Linked DNA regions of Mus musculus: all the other regions are linked to region 3. Evidence: chromatin contacts called from ENCODE Hi-C or POLR2A ChIA-PET data. All regions are on one chromosome and are shown on one strand. Each heading gives the region's core, a stretch centred on a gene start or an enhancer-like site at or near the end of the contact. The rest is flanking DNA. Distances are from core to core; before and after follow the strand shown. Region 1 overlaps Trerf1 (transcriptional regulating factor 1). Region 2 has its middle 12 kb from the start of Gm36715. Region 3 holds the start of Trerf1 (transcriptional regulating factor 1).

Region 1 (2,841 bases), core at 202-2,701, 64 kb before region 3:
TGTCTTGCTGCCTCTGACTAGCCCTCACGTGGCCATCCCTTCCTCTCCTCTTGGTCTTCTGGATTCCAACCGAGTCTCCCCCCTGTGTCTGCTGGATTCCAGGCTCACAGACTACTGTAAATAATATTTAATATCTCCTCGTCACCGGAAATTTAAACAGTCTCAGATAGGGCTCCTTTAAGCCCACTTCCCCTACCCTACTCCCCACCCCCATCCAGCTGCCGAAGATTCAGGAAATGCAAACCTCACAAAAAGATAAGCTGGACCAAACAGAGAAGGGCCAGCTCTGGGACCCTGTTGGGCAAGTGACTTCCTGTCCTATACCCCAGGCTCTGCTTCTGCAGAACACAGGACCCTGAGCTTCAAGAGGGAACTCAGTGTGAGGAGTTTCTCTAGGTGCTCCCCGGGACACCCCAAAAATCCTGGACCAGGGCTTGAAACAGTAGATCCTCCTCCACACTGGTATCTTAGAGGGTCCCCAAAGAGCAGCCCATTGTGGGGAGGAAGGCTGAGGAGAAGGCTCAGCAGTTAAAAGCACTTGGCTGCTCTTCCAGACAACCTGGGTTTGGTTTCCAGCACGCACATGATGGTTCAAATGACCTGTAACTCCAGTCCAGGGTCCTAACCCCGTCTCTTCTGGCCTCCTTGGACACTGTACCCAACGCTGGGCAGTGGAGACAGGGAGGATTCCTGGAGTTCACTGGCCTAATCTGGGAGTTCCAGGCCAAGGGGCGGTTGTCATAAAAGACAAGGAAGACACTTGAGATTGTCCGTTGGCTTCCACATGCACAAGCACACGTGCGCGCACACACAAATGCACACAGGCATGCACACATGCACACACATGTAAAAAATACATAGCTGACCATGGTGGCTGACAGGGGAGGAGCATCTTGGGCTCAAGGCCAGTTTCGGCTACAGAGTTTGAGAGACCCTGCCTCAAATGTCCACACGCAAACAAGTAAACACAGAAATCAGAACATATCAGAATGGCGCACGTGTTACGACCAGTGCAGGTCAGGGACTTAAGGTAGTTTTAGGAGCAAGACATTCACTCTGTCATCATGCTGTGCTGATGGCCAGTCTCCAGAGGAGCACTTAAAGACTCACTTGAGAGCATGTTTCTGTCAGCTATTATGTAACCCTGACAGCACAGGGGCCCTCAGCCCGGGACACCTCCTGGCTTTATACCCAGTGCCTCTGGCACCCCAGGCTCCTCAGACAGTCCTGGATGCGCTGCACCCTGCTTCCTGGTTCTGGAATTATCTCCATGGGTGTATCCAGGACAAGCCCTTGCTTCAACCAGGGCTCAGCTGCCTCGGGGAATTCACCAGTGGGAAATAGTTAAATAGTTAATCTCATTGAGCTCGCCCTGGGCCAAGCCAGCTGGATGGAAGGATCAGTCTGGCCTCAGAGCCCTGAGTAAGTAGAGGTAAGGAGGGGCAGGAAGGGTGACTCACCCAGCAGAGAGGCTGTTAATAGACTCTGAGGTTTACTGGTGGGGTTGGGCCTCTAGCCCCAGGCGTATGGGCCTAGCCACTCATTTGATTGAGAACATCAGGACACCTTCTCCTAACTGTATGGGAAGAGAAAAACCTTTCCCTAATCCCATCCACCCCCTTACCCAGGTTGCCTAGCAACCCCCTCCCTCCCCAAACAACCAAGCAACACGAGGTAGTTTGAATAGAGTTTGGTCCTTACAGTTTTAGAGAAAGATGCCAATTCCTGAGCTTGGTGACCCAGGTTCTGGGAAAACTTAAGGCAGAAGCACACAAGTTGATGATGTTTGTGGATGGCTAGACGACTCAGGAGCCTGGGGGCACACAGTAGGACTTCATAGGACTTTGGATATGCTAACAGCTGGCGGAACCTTCGGGAGGGGCCATGGAGGCCATCTGTGGGCCTGGAAGCCACTAGCTGGCACTTACTGCCTATGAGAACAGTTACTGGTCTCTAAGACTAGACCCCACCATTTCTACAGCCAAACGTTGTAGAACCCAAACTCCCTCTGCTGCCATCTCACCTACTGGAGCCACTGACTCAATGCAAGTCTTCCTCCTCCAGGAAGCCTTCCCTGACCCCTCACAGGCACAGCACTCTCTCCCTCAGCTTCCTTTCTAAGTGAAGATATTTGGTTCTTTAGGCAACTCTTTGGCTATGCCTTTTTGATGCTACACGTTCACCACACAGAGCCCAGAGTCACTAAAAGTAGCAGTCCCTGAGGCAAAAGTGGGTACCTGATCGATATCAAATCAGGAAGTGGCCTGAGATAAACCTGGTAGTGCAGAAAACCACCAAGCAGAGGCGAAGACAGCTGAAGGCGGGGGCGGGAAGATGGCTTGGTGGGTAAAGGTGTCTGCCACATAAATCCGGCAACTTCAGCTTGATTCCCTGGAGACCATGTAACAGTGGAAGGGAGTCCAAAGAGCTGACCTCTGACCCTGCGCTCCTGCTATGGCACGCCCATCACCCCATGCGTAATTGGTGCACACACAGAATGGAGGTGAATGGATGTTGAAGATCCTTCTTCCCTGGCCAGAGGACCATGGTTATGGGCAGCCAGACCGCCCTTCATAAGGCTCCATAAGGGAACAGACCACAGCGAGAGGCTCCAGCACCTCTCGTGGCACATCACAGAACAGGACACAGGAGTGTGTATGGAGGATGGGATATTTCAGGCTCTTTTCAAGAACCCAAGGCTGATACCTGCTGCAAGCAATGGCTAGCCATGAGCTGTGTCTTGCCTCTGATCGTTTGATATTTATTTATTGATTGATTGAGAAAAGATGTCACTCTGTAGACCGGCCTGGCCTGAAATACTATCTGTAGCCCAGGCTGCCC
Region 2 (2,747 bases), core at 46-2,545, 62 kb after region 3:
AATTCTCCCCTTCGACTTGGGGAGCAGAACTTCAGAGTACAAAGTCACCCCACTGTCTATCCCCTACTTGCAGTGACAACAGACTCACCTCGGAGTGGCTGGCTGGTGACACCCGATAGGTTGACAGGGGGCACCACCATGTTCTGCCTGCCTAGATTCACCCAGCCAGTGTGCGCACACATCAGCATACATGTGTGACACGTGTGTGACACAGACCACACAGCCTCCTGACATCCTTCTGGACCTGCTCCCACGGTGTGGATAGCTCGTACCCGGTCGCACAGACTCTAGAACAGCGCAGCATCCTGCACGCACTGGCTTGCAGTGGGAGACAGCTGGTAAGGGCTTGCTGTGTCACTTGGGACCAGAAACACAAATGGAAGCCAGGGTAGCTTGTGAAGATGCTGTTATGATAACAAACTGCTGGGCCTCAAAGCAGGACTTGGGGCTTCTATTCTGATCAACTAAGAAAGCTACACGCCCCAAACTACAGGTCATGTCAATCTGCTTCCAATGCCAACCACTCCTGATATCAGTAAGCAACCCGGGAATGCGTCACTCACCCCTGTGTTTATCAATAAGACAGCCTCATCCCACAACTGTGTTTTTCCTTCTGCACACTGGACTACTACGCTCATTCAGTTGGTCTTTTTCTGAAACCGTTATGGTCCCAGGAGAGAAGGGATAAGAAGGATGGCGCTGCTACTCCACCTGCAGATGGGATGCTGAGCCTAGGTGGGGCCTTCCAGTGGACGCTCTCCTCGAGCATCCACTAGCTATCGGAGTCCCGCATCTCATAGTGCATATATTAAGGGTGCAGCAGTTATTGCGTTCCACAGCCTCTCCCTGCAAATGATCTGAGAATATCACTCGACTCCCTTCCACAATTCAGAGGGAAGCAAGAGCTGCGGTCCTAAAGCGTAAAATCAAACAAACAAACTAACCCGGACCTGCTGAAGTCAAGCACTCATCTGCCTCAACACATGAAAACCGAAGGCGCCGGGTGTCCCAGAGGATCCGTAGTCCAAAGTCATCCAATGCGACGTGGTGAGTTGGAGGCTAGCCTGAGCTACATCAGATCATGTCGTCTCAAAAAATAACACAAGGATGAATTCACTTAGGGAATGTTTAGAAAAGAAATCCAGGAGGCCCCTCCACTTCCTCCTCAGCCTACCTCCCCTCTACACATTAATTATTCCCAGCCTGCTGACTACTTCCCAGGAACCCACGGGCTGAGATAAGTCCAACACACTGGCTCGGAGCCAAAGGGTCACACCCAGTTCCTCTGAAAGAGTCCCTTCTGCTGCCAGCCATACAGTGGTTGGAGGGAGACCTAACTCCATCCCGGCCCAGGCCCAATAGGCTCTACAAACTCATCTGTACACAGCAGGCGCAGGATAAATGCTGTTGAACCAACGGATGAAAACACTCGTTATTCCGAGGTAAAGCCATGTCATTCCTGAGAAAGACGACTTGCCACCTTTCTCCGGTGACTTAAAGGACGGTGCTTATCAGCATCCCCCCCTCAGCTCCTCCCCCCCCCCACTTCTCTCTCCACCAGCTTTCTTCCTTTATGCTCCCACCCTGAACACTGTGACGGAGAAACCCTCCATGGTTGTTCCTCCCTCTCTCACACTGATGGGTCCCATGAAGTCTGAGAGTCCCTGCTCACCTCAACAGTGAGGGCTGTAGGCCATCCTAAATGAACCAAAGCACTGGGCAAAAACAAGACAGGGGCGATGGTGGAAGCTCCCGAAGCCGCCTCCACCTCCTCTCTCCCTCCCCGGGGCCTCAGCTCTGTCAGATTCTGAAACATAATGAGTTTTGTTTCATAACAGTCTTAAATGAACTGGAAGGGGGAAGGGAGTGGCAACGATAAAAATCTTAATTAAAAAAAAAAATTCCTACAGGCAGATATTTTTTTCCAAATCCTAAGATGTAATGAAAATGCTAGGAGCCGGGGGCCCCAGCAAAACCCCAAGGACAGAGCATCCAGCATGCACGTATGGAGTGCCTATGACATACTTGCCAGGCGCAGGAAGCTGCCCTGGACACCCTCTTGTTCTGAGAGAAAGCAGATAGGCTATAAAAGATCATGACCATGGAAAGAAGGCAGCCGAGGCTGAGGGATAGCTCTTAGTAACAAACGTGCTTAAAGGTCTTAGTTTGTTCCGCAAAAAAATGCGCGGAGAGGTAAAAGAGAATAGCTGGCTTGTAGTCCCAGGGTCGGGAAGCTGGAGATGGGCAAATAGAAGCCTGCGCCTCACTGGTCTACAGCCTGCTAGTGGGGGTTCCAGGTCAGTGCTCGACCCTCTACCAAAAAATAAAATCAGGTGGACGGTGTCCACGTAACAAGGGCTGATCTGCGCACATCTTCGCACACAGGGGCTGTGGGTAGATGGGGAAACCAGGCAGAGGGCGAATGCAGGAAGAAGCCCCTTCAGAAAGAGACGCACCTAAACAAAGGCCTGTGAGAGAGCCAGGCAGATCAGAACGTGCAGGCGCAGAGGCTGCAACTAAGGCGGAGAAGGATTCGGGGATCAGACAGCCCTCGGGACCGCAGCAGGTCCCAACTCAGACTGTGCAAAGGCCCTGAGGAGAACACGCAGGAACAGCCAGGAGACCAGAGTTGGGGTTGGGGGGTTGTGGGGACAGCAGAAGATAGTGACACAAAAGCAAAGGGGGAGAGGGAGGTGCGGGGAGGGAGCAAAGGGGGGAGGGGTAGACTCAAGCCACTGTGGAGGCTT
Region 3 (2,700 bases), core at 144-2,643:
CAAAATACCTATACACAGAAAATAAAGAAATCTTCTAAAGTTGAAGGTTCTGCTTGTACATAAGACCCTTCTGGGAGATCCTCTGAAAGGCCAAGCAAAGAATGATAGCCATGTGCCTGTTCTCTAGAGGGAGAAAGCAATGTCTCCTAGCCAAAGATGACAAACACTAGAGATGTTCAGACCCTCTGGGACTCACGGTTCGGGGAGCGTGATATAGCTGGCCACACTGTAGACCCAGTCAGGGAACAGAATGTGATGAATTCCAATGTGGCCCCCCATCTCTGTTCTCCCAGCTCAGAAAGGGTCTCCTAAAGTCCAGGCTGGCCTTGAACTCACGATGAAACCGGAGGATGACCTTGAACTCTGATCCTCCTGCCTCCACCACCAAGTGCCAAGATGGGGCCACCACGTGCACGCAGCTCCTTTTCTTCTTTTTCATTCAGCCTGGTAGCACAGCTCTGAGATGGCACCACCCACAGTCAAGCTGAATCTTCCCTTCTCAGATATACCTCTCAGGAAATGTCTTCGCCAGCATTCACACAAGAGTCTTCAAGCTGATTCTACACGGCCATCGAGCTGACGGCCATGATTGACCGGCAGGGCATGGAGAAGTGGTTCGGCAGGTTAAGAGCATGTATTGCCTTAGCAGAGGGCCAGAGTTTGGCTCTCAGAACTCACACCACAGCTGCCCAGAACTGGCTCTAGAGGATCCAGCACCCTCTTCTGGCAGCTATGGGTACTACAATCATGTGCGCAAATCCACACACATAAGTTGACACATAGATAAAAATAAATTCTTTTTTTTTTTTTTTTTTTTTCCGAGATAGGGTTTCTCGGTATAGCCCTGGCTGTCCTGGAACTCACTCTGTAGACCAGGCTGGCCTCGAACTCAGAAATCCACCTGCCTCTGCCTCCCGAGTGCTGGGATTAAAGGCATGCACCACCACGCCCGGCTCAAAAATAAATTCTTACAGCATACTCACCAAAACTACAACTCCCCATTAACACATACCCCAGTCCACACGGTGCCTCCCAAATGCCCCACTCAGTCCACAAATAACTTTTTATAGCTCTGAAAACACAGACAGTATCTGCCCTACTCCGGATAATGCTAAAAACCCACATGTGTGTTCGCTGCCCATTTCCTAGAGATGATTTTCCCAAAACCTGTGGGAATCCAGGATCACAACAGCCCTTCTGCTTTTCCTAGGTGCTTCCCACAACAGCAGGCATTAGATGGACAACCACAGGCCCCTCCCTGGCCAACAATCACATGCTCTGACTGCAAGAACCTGAGAGGAGTTACCTGTTTCAGGGTTGAGACCGCTGGTGAGCCCTTCAGGGTAGTCTTGCTCCCGTGTCTTCCTCCTTCACTGACCTCTGGAGCTGGAGCCTGTAGAAGCAACCCAAACAACATATTTAGGAAACCTGGCTCGGACGAGGGTACAGGTAGCCAACATGAGGCTGGGGCTGGGGAGGAAGCCAGGGTTAGCTTGGGTGGGCCATTCTGAGAGGCCCCAGAGCCATTGCTGAGGAAGGGGTCTGGGATAGGCCAGGACTTAGGAGAGTCGAGCTGGGGATTGGGATGTTTGATTGGGCCTCTGGTGAGACAGCATGTAGCCGGATAGGTGTGGAACAAAGCCACTTGTCAGAGTTTTTTTTTTTTTTCCTTGAGTAATTGTCGTCCCAGAGGCTCACTGCCTCAGTCTGCTAACCCAGGCCTAGCTCTGGAAGCTTCTAGCCTCTGTAAAATATTATCTAAACCTAGAGTGTCTTCAGCCTCTGAGACTGACTGCTGAGTAAGCTTACCCTTTCCAGGGCTTTCTGAGCTCTGCTGGCTGAGCTGTTCTGGCTCAAACTCCTCTCCAGGCTGACTGATTCTGTCTGGCTTCTCTCAGCTTCTCCTGAATTGCTCTGCTTGGCCTCAAACTAACTCTGACAGTTATGTTCTAATCTTCTGGCTCCTTCTCACTCTCTGGCTCTTTCTGTCTTTACCTGGGTCTAGCTTGTTCTCTCTCTGCAACCTGTCTCTGAACAAACCACCCATTAAAACTGCCTCCTCTGCACCGCTCTCTCTTCTTGGGAAACTTGGGCCGATCCTATTCTGTCAAATCTTTCTCTGATTAGTCACTTTGTCTGCCACTCAATCAGACATCACTTTTAAACATGGCTGCTTCCTTCGACAAACTAACTTTACGTTCATTGTTGGGGATTAAAGCTGTGTGCTAAGGGTGTGTCTGCTGAGCCACCCCACAACTAGAAACAGCCCCCCCCACTTCAGTAAATAACATAACCCCATTGTTCACAGTATGATCACCTCAGGGTTTATAATGTGATCAAATATCCTGCAACACCCAGAGTCACCCAGCCTAGGTTCTTCTTCCCTTCATGTTCCACACCTAATCCTCCAGTGAATGACGTCAGTATTAACTGTAAAGCACTTCTGAAGTCGGGTCATTTCTTACCACCTCTGCAGCCACTCTGACTTCAGTAGCTAGCGGCACATACTCAGTGCAGTGACCAGCTCACTGATGCTGTCGGAGCCTTGTGTTGTGGAAATACAGAGCGTGGCACATTGTAGGTGCCGGGGGTGGGGTGGGGGTGGGGGGAACAGTCGAAAGATTTATCGTGGATCAAAGGAAGGAAGAGAAAAAGAACTACAAAGAAGGAAGTTGTTGCCAGTGTCAAAAGTAGTGGGTT

The links. Hi-C counts contacts between places; a loop is a spot of excess contacts on that map. ChIA-PET counts read pairs that join two places held with the same protein, here RNA polymerase II (POLR2A).
Region 1: a map of heart shows a loop between it and region 3 (1.9-fold over the local background). The contact joins the enhancer-like site here to the promoter of Trerf1 in region 3. A Hi-C loop is called at or near these places in 1 of 37 maps with a recorded cell type or tissue (heart).
Region 2: a loop to region 3 is called in a map of T-helper 2 cell, with 2.4 times the contacts of the local background. The contact joins the enhancer-like site here to the promoter of Trerf1 in region 3. A Hi-C loop is called at or near these places in 4 of 37 maps with a recorded cell type or tissue (T-helper 17 cell, T-helper 2 cell, left cerebral cortex and 1 more). POLR2A ChIA-PET finds 5 or more read pairs at or near these places in 1 of 5 experiments (embryonic stem cell).

What each region holds. Positions count from the first base shown.
Region 1 is chr17:47,292,806-47,295,646 of GRCm38, reverse strand. All of the region lies in intron 2 of Trerf1 (transcriptional regulating factor 1), which reads right to left. Among named protein-coding and RNA genes, the nearest start is that of Trerf1, 64 kb to the right of the region's middle. Within about 2 kb of position 1,451, at least 1 of the 3 ENCODE cell types and tissues checked has a DNase peak (open chromatin) inside an H3K27ac peak, as active enhancers do; it is heart, where a contact is called at or near this core.
Region 2 is chr17:47,166,824-47,169,570 of GRCm38, reverse strand. It overlaps a transcript of Trerf1 not described here. Among named protein-coding and RNA genes, the nearest start is that of Gm36715, 12 kb to the right of the region's middle. Within about 2 kb of position 1,295, at least 1 of the 3 ENCODE cell types and tissues checked has a DNase peak (open chromatin) inside an H3K27ac peak, as active enhancers do.
Region 3 is chr17:47,228,923-47,231,622 of GRCm38, reverse strand. Trerf1 (transcriptional regulating factor 1) reads right to left here and starts at 1,393. Exons shown (of 17, transcript NM_172622.3): 1 at 1,307-1,393.